Regions from separate parts of the Homo sapiens genome. Here region 1 is linked to region 2. The links are chromatin loops, found by intact Hi-C in ENCODE. Cell type or tissue: PC-9. All regions are shown on one strand. Each heading gives the region's core, and the rest is flanking DNA. Links, peaks and the distances in the headings are about the cores only. Region 1 overlaps UTRN (utrophin). Region 2 has its middle 19 kb from the start of UTRN.

Evidence for each region. A loop is a pair of places that touch in the nucleus more often than their neighbours do. Peaks named below come from ENCODE experiments on the same cell type or tissue, not always from the same donor. Only the 100,000 strongest peaks of a DNase experiment are listed, where the experiment ranks them.
Region 1: a loop joins it to region 2, with 2.4 times the contacts of the local background. A loop is called at or near these places in 2 of 110 quality-filtered maps.

Annotation. Positions count from the first base shown.
Region 1 is chr6:144,360,425-144,365,808 of GRCh38, reverse strand. All of the region lies in intron 2 of UTRN (utrophin), which reads right to left. Among named protein-coding and RNA genes, the nearest start is that of SNORA98, 43 kb to the left of the region's middle. In PC-9, for the core only: no CTCF peak of the experiment used is centred there; DNase peaks (open chromatin) are centred at 2,298, 3,248 and 5,208; H3K27ac peaks cover 3,542 bases.
Region 2 is chr6:144,263,229-144,268,612 of GRCh38, reverse strand. No RefSeq gene overlaps it. Among named protein-coding and RNA genes, the nearest start is that of UTRN, 19 kb to the left of the region's middle. RefSeq lists enhancers at 1,707-2,440, 2,441-3,174 and a silencer at 4,734-4,934. In PC-9, for the core only: no CTCF peak of the experiment used is centred there; DNase peaks (open chromatin) are centred at 2,242, 3,032 and 4,162; H3K4me3 peaks cover 426 bases; H3K27ac peaks cover 3,045 bases.

The sequences.
Region 1 (5,384 bases), core at 266-5,265, 97 kb before region 2:
CCGAGATCACGCCACTGCACTCCAGCCTGGGTGACAGAGCAAGACTCAGTCTCAGAAAAAAATAAAAATAAAACTTCCTTCCATGAACGAAATGATCATTGAATCCACAGATCACCAAAAAAATACCTTAAGTAATCTCTGAACTTCTTCACTTTTCATAAAATTGGAGTTATTTAAATCCCACTTTTAGTTTGGCTACTCATTTTCTTCCCAAGTACATTTGAACACTGTGGTGAATGTTTGTCGCTTAGTAACAATCCTGCCAATGACACTGAGAGAAAACCATTAAATCACATTAACTGAAGCATGCAATTTCAGAATAAAATGTGAAAAGTGGAGAATCCTAAGTGGTTTATGTACATGCTTTTGTCACAAGAAAGTTGACCATCTCCTCCTCATGATCTACTCCAGAATTCCAATCCTAGGCTGGCCCTAAAGTTGAAAGTACTTGAGTCATTCCTTCCCTTTTTCCCCTTCATCAGACAAACATATGCATCATAACACACACATGAACAGGAAAAGCTTCTTCTAACATTATTTTTAAAATTAATTATTAAATCAACTGCTAAAAGAAAGGCATGAAATTTATTTCAGGAGAAAGCAGGAATGATTGGAGAATTATCCACCACTCTCAATTCTTTCTGCAGATGTTCTTTTTTAAAAGAAGTGAAAATCAAGAGCTACGCAATGTGGCAAGCAGAATAATACATCTTCTTCCTCTCCACTTGCAAAAGAGGCCCATGTCCTGTGAGTACCTTAGGTTACACAGCAAGGGGTAAATTGAGGTTGCAGATGAAAGTATTGTTTGCTAATCAACTGACTTTAGGATAGAAGGTTATCTTGGGTTAGCCTGGTGTGCCCAGTGAAATCACAAGGGGCCTTCTAAGTGGAAAAGGAAGAGAGTTGAATAGCAGAGCGAGCAACGAGCCACATGAGAAGGACTCAGCCCACCACTGTTGGTTTTGAAGACTAAAGAGAGCCATGAGCCAAGAAACATGGGCAGCCTGTGGAGGCTGGAAAAGACCAGGGAAAGGAGTCTCCTCTGGAGCTTCCAGAAGGAACATGGCCCTGTCAACACCTTCATTTTAGCTCAGTAAGACCCGTGTCAGACTTCTAACCTTCAGAAATGTAAGATAGTAAAGTTGTGTTGTTTTAAGCCATCAAATTTGTGCTAATTTGAAACAATCACAAAATGAAACAAATACACGGACTCATCTGCAACGCTTCTCAGTCAGTCATCCCTGCCTGTGAATCACAAATTGGGAAACAGAAAATCAGAAGTAAAAACGCGAAGTGGGGAGAGCAAAGCTGTGGGTGCCTGAGCTTCTAGCCCCAGCTGGCTATAAGTACATTAGCACCCACACACAAAATCTACACCAGGAGTCATCCCACACAAACCAACCCAAAACAAAGGACATTTGACCCAAATCACTCCTTTTACCTCTCAGGGGGAAACATAAGGGAGACAGTGGGGAGAAGCAGGTCCCAATCAGAGGCAATTTCTGCAGGTACCAATTGAGTTCCTAATCAACAAACCAATAGCACAGACCCAACAAGAGGGAGACTCTCACACGCAAGTTCCTTCCATCACAGTTACACCGAAAAGAAGAGTGAGCTCAGCTTTAAGCAGTGGAATCGCAAATATTGAAATCCACGAAGAGAGCTTTGCCATAACTCAATTTAATTCATCAACAGAGCCCAGATATTCCCAGGCTACCAACCTCAACATCCAGGTCCTCAATAGCATTCTCTCAAGGTACTACAATAACCTCCCATACTATCTACCCTTGTATTTGCTTCCTAAACACCTCTGACAGATTCACCTTCTTCTGATCACAAAATATCTTATGCTCCAAACCTCCGAACATCACCCACTGCCTTTAAATTCAGATACATCTATATGCTACAGGGCTAAATGCCTACCTAGCATGGTATTCAGCATGCTTTTTATAGCTACCCCCTATTAATTCTGTGCCCTCTACCTGGAACATTTTCCTCCAGCCCCAACATTGCCATCAGTATCCACAGCAAATGGTACCCCCTTTCATGAAGGCTTTAGATGGTTTCTCTCCCAGCTCTAAACCCATCCCACCCTCACCTTTTGAATTCATATGGTACTTTGTTCCTTATCTATAACAAAATATTGTATATATACACGCCTATATGATCTCTCCCTTTTTTGTTTTGTTTTCTTGTTTGTTTTAGACAGGGAAAGACTGTAATGTGAGTTGAGTGAGTTTGTATCTCTGCCCATCTGCAGGTTTGCTACTGCACAAATTCCTACCAACTGAGTTGGGACCTAGACGCTGTCTTGAGAGGGAAGATGTAAGGCCCAGGTGGAAAATAAACAAATAGTAATAATGCTACAAAGAAACAGGTCCGACCAGGCCAAGTCAGTCCTCAACCATCTTACACCTCACCAGTTCTGGAAAACCAAGCTCTCTGTGCGTCAATTTCAAAATGATTTTAAAGTTGTGTTAGGTCGCTATACCAATGGACATATGTATAGAAATATTTCAGTGCTTCTCGAAGTGAGAAAATTAAAGATGGACAGACTCTTTCCTAACATCTGACTCAAAAGCCTAGAAAACACATAGAAAAGAAGCAAATAATACAGTTCTGTAAGATACTGTGTTTTGTGTGCCATGGTTTCTCTATTTTTAGATTTAAATACTATTGTGTGTCCATCAATTATTATGTATAACCATTAAAAAATCTTTTAAAAACATAAAATTAAAAGTGCTATGTACTGAGAAACTTATTCAAAATCATATTTCAAATAGCAAACCATACCCAAAAAATTAAAAATATTTTTTTAAAAAATAGCAAACCCACATAATACAAAACCTAAGAGAAACTGAGCACTTAACAAAATAAGCATAAATATAACACATTACTTAGCATAAAAACTCATTCTAAATGACCTGGCACACAGTAGGTCCTCAATACACCTTTGTTTTAAAGTCCTGACTCAGTGCAAACTCATCAGCCTCATAGGTCAGATGTTGTAAGGACCCAAGATATTGCATCGCGTGGAAATCAACTTTCACATCACATAACAAGTGGCATGTCATTTTTTTCCTTCTCTACCGTATTTCTAAAACTATTCAGGTGTTGATGCAGACCTTTTTCCATGTCTTGGCAAAGTGTAATTTGAACAGGCAGTTTCTCATGACCTTCAAGTCTGTGTTCAACAATGAAATCATTTGGCTTTATATCCCATCCAGTTATTAATCACAAACAACAAAAGAAGAACTTTCACACAGAAAATGTGAAACCTATGCTGGCCAGCACTCACTCTGGGTCACTCCAGGTCACATTCACTTGTAGCTAAGTTCACTGAAGACCATGCAATGACCTCAGCTATTTAGAAAATACATTCAAAATTTTTCTGGAGAGGAAAAATACAGCTATGTGACTTTAAGACAAGTGCTCCTGGAGGTCAGCAGTCTGAAAAGGGTACAATGAACAACATGGCTGGGTCCTGGGCAGATGGGGGGTGGTGTGCACAGGTCACTGGGTGCCACCGGATGGGCGGGCACATCACCTATCCTCCCTCAGTTGGCTCCTTCACTAAGTGCCTGAGCAGGAAATTTCTACCCTGGCATGGAATGCCCACACCAGGATCTCAGCATTCCCACCCCACCCATGTAGGAAGGAATCCAGCTATTCTAGCAGGATTTAACTTTATATAAATCAGCTCCAATGAGTTGATATGTTTAATAACAAAGCAAACATTCACAACTCTATTTTACTCCTTTTTTTGTTGTTGTTGCCATTATTATGATTACTATGATGAATTTGGCTTTGATTTTTATTCTTTTAAGTAAGAAAGTGGCAGCAAAAAGGAAAAAAAAATTCCAGGAATTGACTTGTGTCTCTCTAATGAAACAGGCAGTTCTGGCTGGGTGAGGTGTCTCACATCTGTAATCTCAGCACTTTTAGGAGACCAAAGTAGGAGGATCACTTAAGCCCAGGAGTTCAAGACCAGCCTGGGCAACATAGCGAGACCCCATCTCTACAAAAAAAAAAAAAAGAAAGAAAGAAAGAAAATTAGCCAGGTGTGGTTTCAGACACCTGTGGTCCCAGCTACTTGGGAAACTGAGGAGGGAGGATCACTTGAACCCAGAAGGTTGAGGCTGCATGAGCCATGGTCATGCCATTGCACTCCAGCCTGGGTAACAGAGTGAGACACTGTCTCTAAAAAAGATAAATAAATAAATAATTTTTTTTTAAAGAACAAGGGACTTATTTCCTTATCAGCCCCGCAATGCCCCTTTTAGCATCCAGAAATAGATCCACCTGGTCTTCCCTGGAAGATTCTGGACTTCCCTGGAAGACTCCTGGATGGTTTTAACTCAAACATAGCCCTCTGGATTAAGCTCACAATTGAAACTAATATTTCCCTGCCTGCCAAGCTAAAATTTTTCCCTGGAGCATTAATAATTAGCTCAAAATCAAGGACAAAATTAGTAGAGCAACACATAAGGTGTTTCTCCCCCTTCCTAACATCAGCCAGTCTTTTTAGCCACAAACTACAAGCTAGTCTTTCTGAAATCCAGCAAGCCCCTGAGTCAAACTATGGTGTAAAGAAAGTGGGTGGAAAGTCACATTAGTCAGGGACATTAAGTGCCATCTGCCATGGCTTTAATCCCATAGTACAATCTGAAGACTCTTTCTTAGGACACCCTGGGAAGCAGCATAACAAGAATATTTACTGTCCTGTCTCTTGAATCGGTGAAGTTAAATTCATTACTTTTTATACAGAAAGGTCTTCAAAATATTTCTGTTCTCCTGGTCTGATCTTTCCTCTTCTTTCATCAATCAAAGTCAAAAGAAAAGTTGGCTAATAATATCTTAGTTTGGTCCTTCCCCCAAGAAGCAGACCCTGAGACAAGGATTCAAATATAAGTAGTTTATTTCAGAAGTGATCCCAGGAAACACTGCTAGGGAGTAGAGAAAGGAGACAAAGAAGGAAAGGTGGCCAATAATAAAAAGGTCATTATCAAGCAAGTTACCATTCGATCACAACCCAACTGGGAACTTGGAGATGCAGTGTAAAATGTTCATCTCAAAAGTAGGCGACCTGAGATGCAAGAGAGCTGGAGAATTTATACTACAGCAGCAGTCACTGGCTATGGGTTGCTGGGCGCTGACACTTCCTGCCAGCCCTGAGTGTGAACTTTCCAGCCAGAGAATGCCCTCAGGCAAAGGCATGCCGGTGTGGGCAGCTGGAAGTCCCAGTGCACCAGAAGTACTGACAGCAGGGAGTGGGGTCAATAGCAGCCTCTGCTACAGCTAGGATTGGGGTTATCTCCAAAAGGGTACTTAAACCAGGTCTGGTGCAGTGGCTCAAGCCTGTAATCCCAGCACCTTGAGAGGCT
Region 2 (5,384 bases), core at 187-5,186:
TGCCTCAGCCTCCTGAGTAGCTGGGACTACAGGTGCGTGCCACCACGCCCGGCTAATTTTACGTATTTTTAGTAGAGACGAGGTTTCACCATGTTAGCCAGGATGGTCTCAATCTCTGACCTCGTGATCTGCCTGCCTCCGCCTCCCAAAGTGCTGGGATTACAGGCGCGAGCCACCGCACCCGGCAATTAAAAAGTTCTATTGATTGTTCATTATATATTTTTTACATATCTACATTATCAATGTCCAATCCTACCACTGTACTTGAACTTGCCTTTGTACTTGAACTGTTGTATTGGCGTCTTAACTAGCCTCACTCAAACAACTCTTCCTCCTTCAATCCATCCTACACTTTGCCATCAAATCAACTTGTAAACATGGTAATCATGTTATTCAAAAATCTTCAATGGCTCCCAATTGCTTACAAGATAAAACTGGCCATTTATCTAATATCTAATAATATCAGTGTGTAATGGCCATTTATCTATAGTCTAATACCAACCCATGCTGGATACTCTGAGACTTTTCTAGTCACTTTTTGTTGAACATCTTTTACAGCTCACCCCCATGTCACTCTGTTCTTTCATCTGGAGTGCCTGCTCATATTAATGTAGCGCAAGTCTACCTTCTCGTTGAAGCTTTTCCTGAGTACTCATCTCATAATGATTGTGTCCTTTGGATTCTTCACACTTACTGTGAGTACCATCATTTAAAACATATCAGATACTGCCTTTTATAGTTGTCTTCTGTTTATATATTGAGTCTCCTAAACAAATGATAAGCTCCTTGAGGGCCCAGAGGCTGTCTGATCCCACCATGTAGAGTCACGTGGTATGTGTCCATTAAATAACTGACTGATAATGGGAAAGACTTTTTTTTTTTTTGAGACGGAGTTTTGCTCATGTCACCCAGGCTGGATTGCAGTGGCACAATCTCAGCTTGCTGCAACCTGTGCCTCCCAGGTTCAAATGATTCTCCTGCCTCAGCCTCCCAATTAGCTGGGATTACAGGTGCCTGCCACCACAACCAGATAATTTTTGCATTTTTAGTAGAAATGGGTTTTCACGATGTTGGCCAGGCTGGTCTTGAACTCCTGACCTTGTGATCTGCCTGTCTCGGCCTTCCAAAGTGCTGGGATTACAGGCGTGAGCCACCGCGCCAGGCCCAGGGGAAGACATTTTTCACTGACCCTTTCAATTGCCATGTAGATACTCAGCATTTAAATATATGTACATGGGGGTGGGGGGTGAACAATAAAAGACTCAAATTGGATTCAGTGTATACTGCTCGGGAGATGGGTGCACCAAAGTCCCACAAATCACCACTAAAGAACTTACTCACGTAACCAAATACCACCTGTTCCTCAAAAACCTATAGAAATAAAAAATTTTAAAGGAAATAAAAAACAAAAAACCAAAGGTATGTGTTTTGTTCAGGAGGGTAAAACATTGATTAACTTAAGACTTTATTAAATTACACACTTCATTAAAGTACACACATATATACATGCGTATATATATGTATGTGTGTGTATATACATTTTTATATATATGCTATAAATTCTAGGACATCCCATAAAATATAAAAAACAAAGATATAAGTTCTAAACTAGTAAAAGAAAAAAATAGAATAAGAAAAAATAAAACATGAAATGTAATCCAAAAAAGTAAAGAAGGAATATAAAAGAATGTAGAAAAGGCGGAACAATAGAATGCATAAAATAAAATGGTAGAAATGGAATCCAAATTAAATATATATATAATAATGTGAATTTACTTAATGCTGCTGTATCGTACATTTAAAAATGGGTAAGATGATAAATTTTATGTCATGTGTATTTTACTACAGTTAAAATTTAAATATATGTGCCAAAGTTTATGTTTTATATCTGAAAATTTTAATGTAATTTTGATTTGGATAACCAACTATAAATGAGTTGGAAGAAAATACTGGGTTTTCTGAGCTAACAGAGTCCTAGCTCTGTCAGAGGCCATTTATGTGACCTTAGGCAAGTTGCTTAACTTTTTGAGCCTCCACTGCCTGGCCTGTAGGATGAGTGGATGGATCCACTAGAAGACCTCCCAAGGCCCACCGAGTTCTAATAGTCTGTAATGTTACATCTCTCCGGAGAGCACACGTCATCTTTAAGAATTATGGGAGAAAATCCTCTACCTGGCTCCTGTCCCAGAATTGCAAACTGAGCCACACTAAGTGAACAGAACCTGTTCCACTCCCAGCCCTGCGGCTTCTAAAAACAGTTTTGAAACTGGTAGCAGCTGTGAATTTGGAGGACTCTGCTTCTGCCCCACCCCAGCTGTGCCTCTGTTTTGGGAATTCCGGCTGAGCTTGTACTCAGCCAGCATCCTGTCCTAGTAGCACTAACTGTACCTAGGCTTACTGGAAAGGGATAACCCTTTCGGGAGTCCACTTACCAAGTCTCTATTTCCAGCTCCTCCTGCTGGATGGGGGAGGGGTGGGAAAAAGAGCCTTTTCTTCCTTCAACTTCAAGACAACAGGGAGTGTTTGGGGAACAGGTCTAATTAATTAGCTCAGCAAGATTTTTGAGCCGTTTATTAACTTCAGATTTTAAGAGTTGGGACATTTGTCTGTTCTGCAGTTCCAAAATCTTTTAAAATATATATATTTTTCAATTTTCCCACTTTGGGGAAAAAATACTGTTCTGATGGTTGTTCTTTGAAATTAATTATGAAAGCTGAGATTGTTGGGGGTTTTTGTTTGTTTGTTTTTTGTTTTTTTGCTTTTTTCCAAAGTAAGAGCAGTTTTTGCATATTTGCAAAAATCTCTAGTTCATTTTTTAGCTCAGGGTAGTTATAATAACTACCCTGATATACAAATTTATCAACCAAAAAGGCAGTTAATATGAATAGTCTTTAAGAGTGCTAGCACACTGTAAAATCCCAAAGGCCCAACTTCTAAATGCAAAGGAGGGGGGTGGGGATTGTCATCTTAATTGTAGATCACTCGCCTACCAAGGCTTACCCGGAGTCCTGAACAATGGGGAAAGCCAAATACTTTAGGCCTGAGATCACCCGACTGTCAACCAACCTTCGTTTAAAAAGAGAAGCGAAAGAGGAAGATAGAAAAAATTTCTTCTGTCATTTTCTTAATAAGTATTTAAGTGTTTAGTGACCTGCTGATTTCTCTATGGGATTTAAGGCTATTTATATAAAGATTAAATAACATTGAAACTAAGTGAATGAGAAAACCTGTGCTAAAGAAAAATTATAGATTGGAAAGAAAAGAGATTAAGACACAAAAATATATGAGGAAATTTTTGCATATTTCTTTGGTGAGAATAAATACTCATTTAATCATCACTAAATGTTATTTGTTACCAGGACGGTACTAGTAAAAGGCTCTTCAAGAGCTATTCTGTTACGTGGCCCACTCCAGCTGTGTCAGAGCCCTGCATATTTTGCTTATCTTCCTTTGGCTCACGATAAGGTAATGAATACCAGAGTGTAGTTTGTTTAATATTAACCTGAGGGGTCGATGCCATTAACAGAGCCAAGATTCCAGGGACAAACCCCTTTAAATTCTAGAAGTTGCAATTTTCATTTTTCTTTGTGATCGGTTAACTGTCTCCAGTTGGCTGGGTGAATAGTATGGTTTCTACATGGTACCTTCCTGAACTTGACCTCCAGCCTCTCAGTGGTTACCTTGAGAAGCCAAGTGTTTGGATCCTGCCAGTGATCCAGTGGTTGCATTCATTTTTCTGGTTCTGTTGAAAGGAGGTTTTTCTGTCAGAGCTTTTGTTTCTAATATCACTTGTATAGTTTTGTGATGACGCTGCAGTTTCTTTAGAACACTTCAATACCATCTTGAGTTTTTCCCACAAATTCCATAACCAACACATGACACATTTTTAACATATTAAGAGTAGAACTGATTTTCTTTAATCTAGAAAATGTTCCTAAAAAGGAAACTCAATCCCAGCTTGTCTATCAGTTTCCCCTAAAACTAAGCTTTTCTCTGTTTAAGCATGATGTTCCTTCAGTGTTCAAGCTGGGATGTAGGTGGGAAAGTGTGCCGAAGAATTCTTCCAGAGGAGAGAGTATAAATGTTTCTACAGCCCTTTGACTAATCAGAGATAGAAAACCAGGGGCTGGGTGACAGCTCATACACTAAAGAATTCTAGCACTGGAAAAGAATGCTGCCCTCCGGCCAGTGCTTTCACAGCTACGTTTCCTCCCTCAAAGTTGGCCTTGGGTAAACATGGAGGAATAGGCATCAAGAGTGGAAGGCTGACATCAAAGAAGGAAGAGAGAGGCAAGAAAGAGAATTCGACTCCGGGGTTCTTTTTTGGCCACCTTGTCCCATTGTAAGAGCATGTATTCCAATTTTTACTCAGCAGAGAAGGTGACCATAAAGGTGAAAAACAGATTTCTCTCCTTCTATTTTAAGTAGAGCATTTCTCTCCTATTAGAGGAATCTCTCCTAAGGATTCCTCTCCTACTAGAGGAATCTCTCCTAAGTAGGAGGATTTCTCTCCTACTATTTTAAGTAGAAATCCATTTAAATTTATTTTGTGAACATTTAAGTAATTGTTTGCATATTTCTGTCTAAACAGAAGAGACCACAGACCACCTCAGAGCGCATGCCCTGGCTCTAGGTTCCGCTCCCATTTGCCAGTTGTGACATCAGGAAAATATTCAACCTCTCAGTTTTCATCATACCTACTTCATAAGAGTGATGGAGGATTAAACGAATATAATACATAAACCCATTTAGCATAACTCTGAAGACATAGTATTCAATAAGTGATTTTCATTCTTAACATTTTATTCAAAAGTACCTGATACATAGTCAATACCTATTTTGAATGTTTTCCTTTGGTTTTATTATGAGCCTGGGCTAATGCCTATAAACATCTTATTTCATTCTCAAACCTTATAAATAGGTGTGATACGTATTTTGCAGATAAAGAAACTGAATCTTAGTGCAATGCACTGAATGTTTGTGTCTCTCCAAATTCAATGTTGAGGCCTTAATCCCCAATGGGATGGTATTTGGAGGTGGGACCCTTTGGGAAGTGTTAGGTTTAAATGAAGTCATAATGTTACTAGAGGAGGGTGCCCAGGTTCTTGGCACCTTGCACAAAGAATTGGACAAAACGCACCAACAAAGCAGGGAAAGAATGAAGAAATTTATTGAAAATGAAAGTGCACTCCACAGTGTGGGAGCGGGCCCAAGCATAGGGGCTCTAGGGCACCATTACAGAATTTGTAGGGGTTTAAATACCCTCCAGAGGATTCCATTGTTTACTTGGTGTACACCTCATGTAAATGGACAGGATGAAATAAAGTTACAAAGTCGTTTGCTCAGCGAATGCCCTGTGGAGAGGATATTTCCTGTCACAGCTG